Linked DNA regions of Homo sapiens: region 2 is linked to region 1. The links are chromatin loops, found by intact Hi-C in ENCODE. Cell type or tissue: endothelial cell of umbilical vein. All regions are shown on one strand.

Region 1 (8,000 bases):
TATTCTCATTTTACCAAAGGAGAAGCCAAAACACAGAGAGGTCAGTAACTTGTCCCAGGCCACAAAGCTGAAGGCTGTGTTCCTCATGGTCTTTGCCCTCATGGGAATTAGGCTCCAGATGGTGAAACAGAGATAAGCTGCAGTGTGTCTCATAGGAAATGGAGATAAAGCTTTCTGGACATTTAGGGGACTTGGAAGAAGGAGGTGAGCACATATGACAGGCTTTTGGGGACAGAGGACCTTGGGGAGACCTGGAAGTGATAGAATTTGGCCTAGAAGCCACATACCATACTGAGAGGCAAGAGAACAGCTCAGATCTTTGAATCTCTTCAGATTACGAAGTCAAACTTAATGAATTCAGATATGCAGCAGCAACAAGGAATGCAGAATAAGCCACGCATGGTCAGCTTCAGGGGGCTTTCCAGGGGGCTGGCATCCCCCTGAGTGTAATTTAGGCCCCAGGCCATTTTTGAAAATAACCTGGAGAGCTTTCTCAGCATGGGAGTCCTTGCCGAATCTGGGAGCTTGGAGCTGCCCCAATCTGTGTGGGTGGGTCGGAGAGTCTGTGCCCAGCCTTAAAGGCGGAAGCTGGTGTTCTGGTGGCCACCTCCAGAAAGTTGCCCTCTCCAGAAAGTCACAAGAGAAACCATAAACCATGCCAGTGAACATGCACTGAGGCCTCATTATTTACTTTACCCAAGTTGCAGTTAACCAACTCAGTTTTCCTTTCCCGTGTGTGTGTGTGTGTGTGTCCTCCCAACACCTACAGACACAGGTTCACCCTTCATTCCTGCTGCGTACAGGCTGTATTTGTGGGATTGCACTGTACTTTCAGGAAGGTCCAGGGAATAAGCACATCCGCCTCATTCACCCTGAGTTTCATTAAGAGCAAGTCCCCTAAGAAAAGAATGAATTTATATCCAAAGATTCTATCCCAACTCACTCAAAAAGATGATTTTCTTTTCTTTTGAAAATATTCTTCTCAGCACAGTACTGACTCTTAGCACACAGTCAAAAGGTTATTAATGGCTTCATTCATCCGTTCAGTGGATATTTATGCTGCAGGAAACCTGTGCTCTTATCTTAGAGCCTGGGTACCAACAGGGTGAATATGCAGGTGGTACCTAATTTGATCGGGTAAAAACATCCTTCTTTCCTTAGGAAGGCAGGTGCTAGGTCCAGATCTGCAGTGTTTGTAGCAAAGCACGTCAATTGTTGAATCTTAGAAGATTTTCTGGGACTCTGCCCTGGTCAGCCGGAGTTTCAGAATCTGTGGACATAGTCCCAAGAAAGCATCTGTCCCTGCTCCCAAGGAGTCCCCCATCTAGAGAGTGGGAAGCAGCATGTGTAATGACCATTCTGCATAAATGCTGTCCTTGAGATATGTCTAGGCATGAAGAGGGGGTAGCCCAGGGGAGAGAAGCCAGGGGAGGCTAAACAGGTACAAGTGCCTGTTTTGAGTCTTGGAAGGATAAGTAGAAATTCCTTGAGCAGGCAAGCAGGGAAGAAGACATTTGCACCACATCTAAAGGCTTAAGGATATAAGAACAAGATGGGTTTGTGAAGCTGAAAAATCCCTCGGGATGGCTGGGTCCCAGGATATGTGTTGAGGACAGGTGAATGTGAGGCTGGAAAAGTAGATAGGGGGGCTAGAAAACAAAGGGGCACTCCTTGCTAAATAATTCAGGCATTATCTCACAGGTTTTGAGACTCTACTGAAGGCTTTTCAGGTGAATGACCTGATGAAGTCTGTAATTTGGAGAGATTACTGGGGCTACAGTGAGGCAGAGCTGATATTCAAGCCAGGATGGCCATACCAGTTATTAAAGTGCTGAGAGGGCTGCATCCCTGAGTCCCAGGTGCTCTGTCCCCAGCCCCTGGCCCTCCTTCCAGGGACTCCAGAGGTGGATACCTGGTTGAGTGGCTGTCTACACTGGGGAAGTGCCTACCATGGACCCAGCATCTGTTTCTGATCAGTTGGGGTCTATCATGAACATTAAGTATTATTATGTTTATATTTTTGTTAGCTTGATGGGCGAAAATGGTATCTCTTTGTTTTAATTGGAATTTCCGTGATTACCAACGGTTGGATATTAAAGCTCTATCTTACATCTTTAATCTGGCAAATAAATTAGTGATGCCCTGTGATTATTTTTTTGGACCACAGGTGTTTAACAATTATTTAAGCAAGGGTGTGTGTGTAACAACTTGATATAGATGTGTCACGTGTGTTTAACAAGCTGATATAAAAATGTGTTATTGTCCTGTTGAGGAAAGGTACAGGTTATTTTTTTTCCCCCAGATTTAAAATGTTCCTGAGTCATATAAAGAAGCCAGAGAAGTTGGGATGTGACCTGTCATTGGTCTGTTAATAGAGAAACTTCAGCCAAATTAAATTTAAAGGAGTTTAATTGAGCAACAAACGATTCATGAATTGGGCAGCTCCCAGAATCACGGCAGATTCAGAGAGACTCCAGGGATGCCTCATTGTCAGAGTGAATTTATAGACAAATAAATAAATAAATAAATAAGGAAGTGACACATAGAAATTGGCAGTGAGGTACAGAAACAGCTGGGTTGGTTACAGGTTGGCGTTTGTCTTATTTGAACACAGTTTGAACACTTAGCAGTCTATGAGTCGTTGAAGTATGGCCGCTGGGATTGGCCAAAACTCAGCTATTGTTATAGGCACATACTTCTAAGTTAGCTTTTCAATCTTGTCTGACTATTAAGCTAGGTTACAGTTCGTCCACAAGGACCCAAATATAGAAGTACGGAGTCCTCAGGCCATATTTAGTTTGCTTTAACAGGTCTCACTCATCTGTTTCCTTGAGCCATTAAGCAGGATCTAAATCAGACACCAATTTGGTGTCAACTCTTTGAAAAGCTGAAAAGTGTGTTTATCATTGTCTGTGAACTCATATGCAACTGCATTTGTTGGCTATATTTTTTCCTGCTAGCATGTTTTTAGCATAAAGGTCATAAACTGGCAATAATAATGTATCATAAACGCAGGTAGTCTCTTGAAATTCACATTCGTACGCATTACATCACGGCAAATGCGTGGGGTGGAAAAGGACCTTCTCCTCCTGTCTGCCCGGATTGTTGTAATTGCCTCAGAACTAGTGTCCCCTTCCAGAATCTATTCTCAAAACAGCACACTAAGTGGTCCTTTTAAATACAAACTCCATCCTGTCCTCTCCTCCAGTGACTCCTCAGTTCACTCAGTGAAAGCTGAAGTCCTTTCCGAGGCTGGTGAGTCATTAAAAAATCTGGTCCCCACTGCTTCTCTGACTTCATCTCTTTCAATTCTACTTGCTCACTGTGTTCCAGCTGCATGGAACTTCCAGTTATTTCTAGAACATAGTATGCTCTGGCGCCTTGTCTCCAACAGTGTTCTCTTCCTGGACTAAGGGTCTTTCATGAGCATCCCCCAGATACCCACCTAGTCTACTTCTTGCTTCCGGTTTTCGGCTTCCGGCTTCCGGCTGTCTCTCCCTTCAGCCTCCACTCCTATCCCTACTTTCCGCTTCCTCTTTCTTTGCCCTATTTTTTCCTGTACCACTTTTCACCATATGACACCACATATATTTCACAGTACTTGTTCTTATCTATCTCCTCCTACTAGGCAGCGAGCTCCATGTGGACAGAGATGTTTGTCTGTTTCATTTACTGTTGTGCCTGGAATAATAATGGCATATAGTAGAAACTGACTATTTGTTGGGCAAATTCCTTTTTTTTTTTTTTTTTCCAAACGAAGACCATGAGGCACAGAGAAATTGCAGTGATTTGCCTAAGGTCACACAGTTAGTAAGTATACAACTTGGGACTTGAACCCAGGACGCCTTCCCGCAGGGTTGTTTTTAGGACAGAGAGGATCTCACGCTGGCTTTCTGAATTCTTTCCTTGTTTTTCCAGCGGGCTCTGCGTTGTTGTTCTAACAGTTTATGCTTTTTCTACCATAGCCCAGGCGGGCTATATTTTTCAGAAATCCAAATAAATCTATATTACAGTCACACCCTTTCCCCCCCCTTAAAACGAAACTTTTATTCACTAAAATAACTGCTTTCAAATTGGTATATCATTATTCCGGTCACACTTTGAAATGATGTGCTTAAAATACTTTTAAAACAGCACTGTGAAGAAATTTCTTTTATATAAATGTTACAAATGTGGTTCAAAAGACCTGCCCTGACTTTCTTTCCCTTACCCTCCATCTCGGGGTGGGAGCTACCTGATCCTCAGGTGACTTCCAGCCATCCTCAGCGGCTAGTTCTCATCCTCATGTCGGCCAAAGGTGGCAGCCCTTGGGGCAGTCTGCATCACAGTTGAGAAGAGAAAAAAGGACGAGAGCAAAGGGCTTCTTCCTAATGAGGCTTTGCCTTTGTAGTTGAAAAGGAAATCCCTACTCAAAGATTTCTGCCTAAATCTTTTTAGCCATAAGTGTCACATGCTCAGCCTTGGCTTCTGGAAGTCTAGAAATATAAATGTCTCGCTTGGTGCCTGTGTATTGAAGGCAGGGAAAGGAAAGGGGTTTGGGAATGGCTTTGGGCCACTGTCTGCCACAAGAGGGAGCCCCAGATCACACTGAGCAAGTCTTTCACGTAACCTTAATAAGAACATAAAAGGAATAATCAGCAGAGCAAATAGACAACCCACAGAATGGGAGAAAATATTTGCAAACTATGCATCTGTCAAAGGGCTAGAATCCAGAATCTACGAGGAACTCAAACAAATCAGCAAGAGAAAAATAATCCCATCAAAAAGTGAGCAAAGGACATGAATAGACAGTTCTCAAAAGAAGATATACAAATGGCCAACAAACATAGGAAAAAATGCTTGACACCACTAATCATCAGGGAAATGCAAATTAAAACCACAGTGAGATACCACCTTACTCTGGCAAAAAAAATGGACATTATTAAAAAGTCAAAAACAACAGATGTTGGCGAGGATGGGGAAAAGGGAACACTTAGACACTGCTGGTGGGAATGCAAATTAGTACAGCTTTTATGGAAAACAGCGTGAAGATTCCACTAAAAGTGGATCTACCATTCAATCCAGCAATCCCACTATCAGGTATCTAGCCAAAGGAAAAGAAATCTATATGAAAAATACACATGCACACACGTTTATAGTAGCACAATTCACAATTGCAAAGATGTGGAACTGACGTAAGTGCCCATCCAATGAGTTGATAAAGAAGATGTGGTGTATATACACCATGGAATACTACCCAGCCATAAGAAGAAACAAAATAATGTCTTTTGCAGCAACCTGGATGGAGCTGGCGGCCATTATTCTTAATGAAGTAACACAGGAGTAGAAAATCAAAAACTGTATATCCTCACTTATAAATGGGAGCTAAGCTATGAGTATGCAGAGGCATACAGGGTGCATATAATGGTCTTTAGAGACTCAGAAAGGGGAAGATGGGAGGAGGGCTAGGGATCAAAAAACTACACATAGGTACAATGTACACTGCTCCGGCGATGGGTGCACTAAAATCTCAGAATTCACCACTGTACAATTCATCCATGTAACAAAAAAACACTTGTACCCCAAAAACTATTGAAATAAAAAAATTTTAACAAAGAATATAAATATTTGGAAGAGAAGAGATGCTATAGAAGAAGGTACCAGATGCTAAATGAAGCTCCAAATGGTAAAACGTGAAGTACAAATAGAAGTTGAAAAAGTAAGGCCAGGCATTGTGGCTCACGCCTGTAATCCTGACACTCTGGGAGGCTGAGGCGGTCAGATCGCTTGAGCCTAGGAGTTCAAGACCAGCCTGGGCAACATAGTGAGACCCCATCTCTACACAAGATACAAAAATTAGCTGAGCACGGTGGCATGCACCTGTAGTCCCAGGTATTCTCAGGAGGGTGAGGTGACAGGATCACCTGAGCCCGGGAGGTGGGAGTTGAAGATTTCATGGGCACACAGGGAGAAACACACAGGGAGAAAGTGAAAGGGAGGAGAGGCAGTTGGAAGGGCTTCCCGAGAAAAGCAGCCGCTGAGCTGTGTCTCCGGGGACGAGCTAAGCAACCATCCAGGTGGAGGAAGAGGCGGCCAAGCAGAAGGAACAGCAAGTAAAAGAAAAGCTGAATTCATGCCACTGCACTCCAGCCTGGGCAACAGAGTGACACCCTGCCTCGAAAACAGAAAAGAAAAATAGAAATAAAAGGTAGAAAAAGTACTGAGGAGTATGTGGGGGTGCTGGTGGTGGGGTTAGTCGTGGTGATGATCTATTATATCCCTAAAGTGAAAAACTGGCAGTATAAATGAATAAGCGATCATAAATTGTAAGGGTAATTGATGTAGTCCAAAATATGAAACCAAGTTTTAAAGAGATATATCTACTAATACTAGATATAAACCAACAGGAGGAGGGGGCACTACAGAACGAAACACAAGATGTTAAATGAAGCCCCAGATCCCGCTTACTGTATGTGCTACTAATATCATCATGAATCCCCACACACAACAGGAAGGGGGTGTGGCGGTGCAGCTCAGGCCACAAAAGCCACATAACATGTTGACAGCGTTCAACCCCCATTCATATCTCAGGTTATCATGGACTGACTTCTGCCCCACCTACTGTTCTCCCAGCAGGCTTTCTGCCGAGATGGTCGGCAACATAGCCAACAGGCATCTATCCTTGTATTACTTGCTTCCTCGAATTTGACCATGCCTTCCGCATCACACGATGCCAGCTCTGTGGCTGTCCTCTGCTTCTTGGCACTGCTCTTCACCTTCCTGTCCCCTTTTCTATCAATTCAGACACATTCTTCTGTCTGGCCTCTGCGCCCTTTTACTTGCTGTTCCTTCTGCTTGGCCGCCTCCTCTTCTACCTAGCCGGCTGCTTAGCTCCTCCCTGGAGACACAGCTCAGCGGCTGCTTTCCTCGGGAAGCCCTTCCAACGGCCTCTCCTCTCTGTAACTTTCTCCCTGTGTGTTTCTCCACATAGGTCAGTATGACGCCAGTGTCGACTGACTTTATTTGCCCACTTCTAGGGTAGATTGAGAACAATGCAACAGCAGGGACTACCCATCATTTTTGTATCTCCAGCATTTATGGAGGGTCATATATCAAATAAAAATAAGCATTTGCTACATCAGTGAATGAATGAAAGTATTAGGGTTTGTAATGTGCTCTACAGACAGGAAGCCATCAGCAAGACAACTAAGGAGGGCCAGAGTGTGGGGAGGGGAGGGGAAGGGCCGATGGCGGCTGCACCAGGACACACCCAGCTGGGTGCTTGGCACATATTATCTGCTTATCATCAAAGCAACCTATGGAATACATGTTCCAGGTTTTATGCGATAGCATTTAAAGAAATGGGCATTGAGGGAGATTTGGTCACTCACTTTAGTGAGGAAATCTGCTAGAGATAAGACTAAAAGTTAACAGGGCTTAAAATGAAGTCAAAACAATGTCTCAAAATGCTCTGACAATAAACACGATGATCTTGTTTCTTTTTCTTCATACAAATAGAAGGACTCTTGTGTACTTCTTGCCTACTCAAACTCAGAGGCAAAAAGAGAAAGTGCTAGTCAGGGCTGTCCTCTTTTCATCAGCAAGTGTGTTTCCATGAATCCAAGATACCTGGCCATTTCTGATAGGCCATTGCTCCTGCTCCTTCAGGAATAAAGGACGAAGTGCAAGGCATCGCCTTATCAACAGGCAAGTGTCCAATGATTGCCTCTGTGAGACTGAGTCTGACTTCAGTTCTCAATATTGTCTTTTTTGGAAACCCCTTGTCATACTGTCCCTGGAGAAGAATGTCCATGTATATCAGGACTTTGGCTGAATTCACATTCAGCTGCCATCCTCAAGTTCTTGTTTTCACTTGACTGTCTCCGTGACCTTGATCTATAGAAAGGAAATCCCATCACCTTCTCCTCTGTAACTGTGAGGCAGCAAAGACAAAGCTGCTGATTGTTCTATGGCTTCGGCTCATGCTGTGATGGTGCAGCGCACTTTGAAGAGGCCTCTTC
Region 2 (8,000 bases), 82 kb before region 1:
TTTTTTTTTGATTTTGACAGAGTCTTGCTCTGTCACCCAGGTGCTGGCATGCAGCGGCGCAATCTCGGTTCACTGCACCTGCCTCCTGGGCTTAAGCAATTCCCCTGCCTCAGCCTCTCCAGTAGCTGGGATTACAGTCGCATGCCACCATACCCAGCTAATTTTTTGTATTTTTAGTAGACAGGGAGTTTCACCATATTGCTCAGGCTGCTCTCGAACTCCTGACCTCAAGTGATCCACCCACCTTGGCCTCCCAAAGTGCTGGGATTACAGGTGTGAGCCCCTGCGCTGGCCCCAGATTGCAGCACAGCTCTGAGAGACTTGACCAGGCTGAGGAGAGCCCCAAGCAAGGGCACCTGTTGGAGGAGTCCCGCACAGGCCAGCTCTGGTATCCCCACTGTGGAAGCAACACAGAGGACTCTTGTCCTCAGAATGAATGTCATGATGGATCCCAGGGGGCGGCGAGTAGAGACTCCCTGCAGTAGACTCTCTGGAAGGAAATCTGAGAGGCATACCGCTGTAGCTACCACTATGATCAACCTGCAAAAGGACAAAAATAGTATTTGCTGAATTACCATTATATTTATTTCAATTCTATTGTTTGTCTCTGGAAATTGCATCTTGGCTAGGTCCCCACAGCCCAGTGGAAGAAGAGGCGGGCATTTCTTCATAACTGGGAGATTCCTCCTTCTCCAAGCAGGCATTCAGTGGACGAGCCATCAAATTACCCGCAAAGATGCATTTCATCCTGAGAAACACTTCATGAATCAGTGAGAGGATTCCGTCCTGGACTTGTTTGTAACCTGGTTTCCAGTGAAATAATATTAAATAGATGTGCTGCTTTGTAATGGCCACAGGACTGTCCTGGCTCTGTGGTCGGTGGTTACATGCATGACTCCCATTCTTGGGAAATTCCAGTATGGAGAAGAGAAAGCAGAATTTCAACTGTTTGAATTCAAGGCCCTGACTTAGGTAGTGAAACACAGTTCTCAGAGATTTCAGTGTGCTCTCTGCAGAAACATGTTGTCTCATCAGAATTGGCGACCTATCTGGTAGATGGCTCTGTCCTCGTCTACAACTGTTAGGCCTTGGTGAAGATGGATTTTCATCAGCAGAGCAAAAAGTAGCATTTGTCTATGATAAATCCATTGTGATCATGGCTCTGCGACAGTTAATTTTATGTATCAACTTGGCTAGGCCATGGTAGTCAGATATTTGCTCAAACACCAGTCTGGATCTTGCCGTGAAGGTATTTTTTAAGGTGTGATTAAATCAGTAGATTTGAAGAATGCAGATTACCCTCTGCTAGAGAACGAGTGTTTGCCCCCCCCACAAATTCATATGTTGATACCTCAGTCCCCACTGTGATGGTATTCAGAGGTGTGGCCTGGGGGAGATGATTAGGTCATGAGAGAGGCACCCCCATGAATGGGATTAGAGCCCTTATAAAAAGAGGAAGGGAGGCCAGGTGCAGTGGCTCATGCTTGTAATCCCAGCACTTTGGGAGACCGAGGCCAGCAGATCACAAGGTCAGGAGTTCAAGACCAGCCTGGCCAACACAGTGAAACCTCATCTCTACTAAAAATACAAAAATTATCTGGGTGTGGTGGCAGGTGCCTATAATTCCAACTACTGAGGAGGCTGAGGCAGGAGAATTGCTTGAACTGGGAAGGCAGAGGTTGCCGTGAGCTGAGATCGTGCCACTGCGCTCCAGCCTGGGCAACAGAGGCAGACTCTGTTTCAAAAACAAAAACAAAAAAACAAAAAAGAGGAGGAGACACAAAATGTCTCTCTCTGCTCTCCACCATGAGAAGATACAACGAGACGGCAACCGTCTGCACAACAAGAAGCAGACGCCAGCCCTCTCAACAGCTTGATCTTGGACTTCCCAGCCCCCAGAACTGTGAGAAATAAATGTTGGTGGTTGTTTATTACAGACTCTCTTACTCCGGCTATGATAATTTGTTGTAGCAGTCAGAATGGATTAGATACCCTCCATCATGTGGGCGGGCTTCATGCAATCAGATGAAGTCCGGAAGAGAAGAAAGGCTGCAGTGTCCTGGGCAAGAGAGAATTCTGCCTCTTGACTGCCTTTGGACTTGAGCTGCAACATCAGCTTCTCCATAGATCTCTACCTGCTGGCCTACTCAGCAGAATTCAGACTTGCCAGTTCCTATAATCCCATGAGCCAATTCCTTAAAATAAACCTCCTTCCATCTCCCATGTAGATACACACATGCTATTGGTTCTGTTCCTCTGGAAACCCCTGACTGATACAGCCACCTAATAGTCAGGAGTCATAATATGCACAACCCTAAATGGTGACGAACTGAAGTACTTGGTAGATTACATTGAAACACCTTATCGGCCAACCCTGTGCATCCTCCTAATGATGGGGAAAACTATAAATAATAATACTGATCGTAGTACTGGCAAAGGGAGAGATTGTAGTCAGAGTACTCTTTTGGAGCGCTTACTAAGTGCTAGGCACTTTACATGTATAATGCTTTGAATCTGTAGTTAACAACTCGATGAAGTGAGCACAGTTGTTCCCATTTTATGCATGAGAAAACTGACGCATAGAGAAGCTATGCAGCATGGCTGAGATCTATAGCTAGGAGGTGGTGGAGGTAGAAAACCAACCCAGGTGGTAAAGTTCAAGAGTCCGTGGTCTTAACCATGGCATTCTATGGCCTGTCGTGCAGCCACACGTGACATGACATGATGCCCACTACATTTCAGCGGTGCCTGCTGGAAAGGCACCGGTCTCCTCTGCTCAGCTTGGTGTCTTCCCTCCACACCCAGATAGGCCAGGGAGCGCTGGTCTATATGTCCTCCTGTCTTCTCCAGAGGCCCAGAAAACACACCTGCCCTGTCCAGTTCCTCCTCTCCCCTCAAAGAAAGCTATGTTTTGGCTTGATTTCTAAGCCCAGGTAATAGAACTTTCTGTGGCAGGACCTCCAAATTTGATCCGCTGTTTCTGGGCTCTCTGGGAGGGTCTAGAGCTGACCTTCGAGATGGAAGACAGGAACTGCTGTGTTGAATGAATGAAACCAACGCCTATGAGACACACAGAGATTGTTCGAAAGGGATTAAAGCTCTGGAGCATGAGAGAGAAATCCATTTTAAACAGGGATCTGAATATCTTTGTGCCTATGGATCTCTTCTCAGAATGATGTTTTAAAATGCATTAAACAGGATACATAGGATTACAAAGCACACCAATTCTATTGAAATGTAGTTACCAGCTGGGCGTGGTGGCTCACGCCTGTAATGCCAGCACTTTGGGAGGCTGAGGCAAGGGAATCACAAGGTCAGGAGTTTGAGACCAGCCTGACCAACATGGTGAAACCCCATCCCTACTAAAAATACAAAAAATTAGCCAGGCATAGTGGCGGGTGCCTGTAATCTCAGCTACTGCGGAGGCTAAGGCAGGAGAATAGTTTGAACCTGGGATGCGGAGCTTGCAGTGAGCCGAGATCATTCCACTGCACTCCAGCCTGGGCAACAAAGCGAGACTCCAACTCAAAAAAAAAAAAAAAAAAGAAATGTAGTTACCAAACTATTAAAAATGTATTTGCAATGTAGCAATATAGGTGCTTCTTTATTGGCATCTGAACATAAGATTTAGTTATGTTAGTCTTGTGACTAGCAGAATTTCAAAGTAGTGAGTAGGTAGAAGTGATCTTCTGACATATCTGCAAATTGCTGTGATATGAAAATATATGTGATTTCAAGTGGTCATAAAACCACAGGTATTGCTAATACTGTTACAGTTTGTTACCAATATTTATAAGTGAAGAAAATGCTAGATTTCAGTGAACAGATAGTGAAAATAAAGATGTCATTTCCCCCTGATGCAAGTTTTATGATTGCCATATTAAAAACCATTGTTTTGGGTCGGGTGCAGTGGCTCATGCCTGTAATCCCAGCACTTTGGGAGGCCGAGGTGGGAGGATCACTTGAGGTCAGAAGATTGAGACCAGCCTGGCCAACATGATGTAAACCCCGTCTCTGCTAAAAATGCAAAAATTAGCCAAGTGTGGTGGGTCATGCCTGTAATCCCAGCTACTTGGGAGGCTGAGGCAGGAGAAAGGCTTGAACCCAGGAGGCAAAGGTTACATCAGTGAGCCAAGATTGTGCCACTGCACTCTAACCTGCTGAGCAACAGAGCAAGACTCTATCTCAAAAAAAAAAAAAAACCCCACAAAAAACAAACAAACAAAAAAACCTAAACCATTGTTTTAAAAGTTTCTAGACACTTCTCACTCAGATGGAGACCAAAAATCACCTTTGACAGTGACTTTTATTTTTCATTCTTGGAAGGATCACTTGTGTGGCCTCTGTCTACCCAGACACGGAGGTGCCTAACTGCTCTGTGGAGTGGATCATGCAATACTATTTGTTGTTTGACAAAGTCTCTGCTCTATAATCTTTAAAGTATTGGGTTTGGGGAAGTAGACAGGAGGGACATTCTTACACAGGGCTCCGGGAACCTCCAAGGAAACAGAGACCTCAATCTCTTCCCTTTGGAATTTAAGGGAGCTGTGGTTACAAGTACCGGCTCTGGAGTCCGCCTTCCTAGGTTCAAATCCTCCCGCCAGTTACAAGCTATGCTACCTAATCTCTTGATAGCTCCATTCCTTCATCAGAAAAATGTGGCAAAAGTTGAAAGGATTCCTATGAGAATTAAATGAACAAAGTACTTAGAACAGGCTTTTAAGTATTAATGTCATTACTGTTTCTGTTATTGAAGAACTGCTTTGAGAACTGAGGTGGTGCTGACTAATGTCTGAGGCTGGCTTGCATGGATACCAGGAATTTCCAAGACAGAACTCATATCAGGAAGGGATTGTCTGGGCTTGTGGCCAGGATCAACATAGGACCTTGCTTGTTGGTTTCAGGGCAACCTTTGGATGAGGCTGGAAATTGCTCCTGCTTCTGCTAGTCTGCATGGGCTTAGGGCACTGAGTAGGTGAATGCAAATAAAAGAACTATAGTCATAAGGGCCCTGCTGTGAAGTACCACAGAGAGAGGGATCTTTCTCCTTTTAAGAAACTTCACGGTCTGAGCAGTAGGATCATTGGAAACCAGAGTAGACAATGACACAGGGTCTTCAAGAAACTATCTGGCAGCAGCATTAAACAATGAAAATGAAAGTCAGGACTGATCAGATTCACAGTTTTCTCTCCTCTTGGAAAAACTTCCAGAATTCTTGGGGGCAATTCTGGGCAAGTGAGCACTTAAGTAATAAAATTAAAGATGTGTAATAAGCTTGTTTGTGTCTGAATGTGGCAAGATAGTCATGCTATTAAAAATATTCTTTAGATGGATATTATAATTATTTTAATTCTGTGAGTATATGTAGCCTTGGAAGTGGCACTAGGATTGGGGAATAAAGGAGAAAACCAATCTAGAATTTAAAAATATACTTGAGACTTGTTTTACAAGTAATTTGTATTAGCCCTTGTTTTAAAATATCACAAACCTTGGCTGGGTACAGTGGCTCACACCTGTAATCCCAGCACTTTGGGAGGCCAAAATGGGAGGATTGCTTGAGCCCAGGACTTCGAGACAAGCCTGGGCAACATAGTGAGACCACATCTCTTAAAAAAAAAAAAATTAGCCTGACGTGATGGTGCGTGCCTGTTGCCCCAGTTACTCAGGAGGCTGAAGTGGGAGGATTGCTTGAGCCCAGGAGGTTGAGGCTGCATGAGTTGTGATGGCACCACTACATTCCTGCCTGGGTGAGAGAGTGAGACCCTGTCTCAAAAATAAAAATAAGATAAAATAAATGCAAATCATTTTTTAGTTTTCTGCAGTAGTATTGATAATTCAAAGTTAATTCAACTTTTCCCCCTACAACTTCCAGAAACAGATGCAGAAATTCAAACCATAACAAATACTTTCTGAAGTGACAATGAGTCATATCAGAAGTGTGATGATCACGCAGATGGGCTGATATAACTCATGATCACCCATCCGGACTGTGGACGTTCTTGTTTTTCAAACGTATTTGAATGCGTTTGATAAAAGCTGTAAATTTCTGGCTAGTCTGTAAATTGCAAGCATTCTCTTTGGGGCTTACATGTCTACTTCCCTTAGCTGGGATCAGCGACTTCTCTTGGGCCTTTCCTCCAGCAGGCTGGGTCCCCTCTCTGTACAGAAGTTAAAAGGATGTTGTCAAGCACAGAAAGGTAAAGTACGTGGAGAAGCAAGAGACTGAGGTTCTTGTCTTCTCTCCACCATTTAGTGGCCACGCAATCTGGATAAGTCACTTAACCTTACTGGATAAAAAATGCCTTCGCTACCGAAGATGGGAACTGGACCAAATAATCCCTTAGGCTCACTGCAAAACAGCAATACTTCTATCCAGCTGCTAAAATTTTGTACGATGTCTCTGGGCAGGATTATTGTCTTTTAACATTCCCTTCTTTTTTCAAATATTATACAATGATAATTTATTGCTAGTTAAAATTATTTAACCAAGAATTTGCACTATTAGTACTTCTTTTTTTCCCCAGCTAAAGAATTGCTGAAATGTTGGCATTACAAATTTAAGAATTTTTGCTAACATAACTCTGCTTTCCATATGTTATTTCAAAAATGGGCTGGGCATAGTGGCTCATACCTGCAATCCTGGCACTTTGGGAGTCTGAGGCAGGAGGATCGCTTGAGCCTGGGAGGTCGAGACCAGCCTGGACAACATAGCAAGACCCCATCTCTACAAAAAAAAAATCAGATGGGCATGTTGGCACGTGCCTGTGGTCCCAGCTACACAGGAGGCTGAAGCAGGAGGATTGATTGGGCCCAGGAAATCAAGGCTGCAGTGAGCTGTATTTGTGACACTGCACTCCAGCCTGGATGACACAGTGAGACCCTGTCTCAAAAAAAATTTTTTTAATGTAGTAAAATGTGTAGAATTAATGATCTTGATCCTAAATCATTAGCAACACTGTCAACTTGAAGCACTAGAACAGAAAAGAGAAGCTGTTCTCTGGTATCACAAAGGCCACCAAAACTCTTGTTTGCGGTTAGTGCTGTGAGAGGTTCAACTTTAGAGTCCCAAGTTCCTTGTGGGTTGTGAGACCACAGGCCAGTTTTTTAGTATCTCTTTTTTGCTACCTGTAAAAGGAGAGTTGCTTTATGAATTAAATAACTGCAAAGCTTTATAGATAGCGTCACACTGTAAAGGGTAGATATTTACCAGCATTTTATAAATTAATTGTGCTAACAGAAGGAAATTCTTTTCCAATATTTTTTTCTCTGATTAAAAATATTTTTATTTGTCATATCATAGTCTCTGGCTACAGATTGCCAAATACAAGCTGTTATTTTATTTGCAATAATTTTCATTATCTTAAATTCAAATCTCGATATAATGTGATACATTTGCTATGTTTTGATTCTTTAAAACAGGATGTTTTTATTAGAATAGTCGTACTCTAGCCACAGTAAGAATGAAAAAATTGAAAGACTCAAAAACAAGTCATCATTACTTTGTTTATTTTCATCCAAGTATAATACGTACTTGAATATCATCTCTAAAATACCATTTCTACCAAATGAATTTGTTCACTAGTGTGGAAATATAGAAGGGAAAATAAAATTAAGGAAACTTTTAAGGAATTATTAGAAGTTAGACGTGTGTTTTTGACAACAAAGCAGTGGAAATGCCTCAACACTGTGAACAATTTAATAGGGTAATATTTTAAAATCTATACTTTAATAAATATCAATTATATACACAATTAAGTTGGTTTTTCAAGAACCTGATCTAGACACAAAAACAAGGATGTGCAAATCCCAATTTAAATTTTTTTATTTCATTACATACAGAATATTTTACTAAAGTTGCTTAATATACAATCTCTCTCTTGTCGCTTTGAAGACCTTTGTCATGAAAACAATAATTCATTTGCCTGATATTTTGCAATAACATTCTTCTCAGTTATTATATTTAGTCTCATTACTGAATAAAATTTGTGTTCTCATGAAAC

Evidence for each region. A loop is a pair of places that touch in the nucleus more often than their neighbours do. Peaks named below come from ENCODE experiments on the same cell type or tissue, not always from the same donor. Only the 100,000 strongest peaks of a DNase experiment are listed, where the experiment ranks them.
Region 2: it touches region 1 in a loop (5-fold over the local background); 5 of 110 quality-filtered maps call a loop at or near these places.

Annotation. Positions count from the first base shown.
Region 1 is chr10:17,427,487-17,435,486 of GRCh38, reverse strand. All of the region lies in intron 2 of ST8SIA6 (ST8 alpha-N-acetyl-neuraminide alpha-2,8-sialyltransferase 6), which reads left to right. Among named protein-coding and RNA genes, the nearest start is that of ST8SIA6, 23 kb to the left of the region's middle. In endothelial cell of umbilical vein, a CTCF peak has its summit at 4,562 (motif pointing right); DNase peaks (open chromatin) are centred at 4,556 and 6,626.
Region 2 is chr10:17,509,465-17,517,464 of GRCh38, reverse strand. No RefSeq gene overlaps it. Among named protein-coding and RNA genes, the nearest start is that of ST8SIA6, 59 kb to the right of the region's middle. In endothelial cell of umbilical vein, no CTCF peak of the experiment used is centred here; DNase peaks (open chromatin) are centred at 4,844 and 5,984; H3K27ac peaks cover 4,075 bases.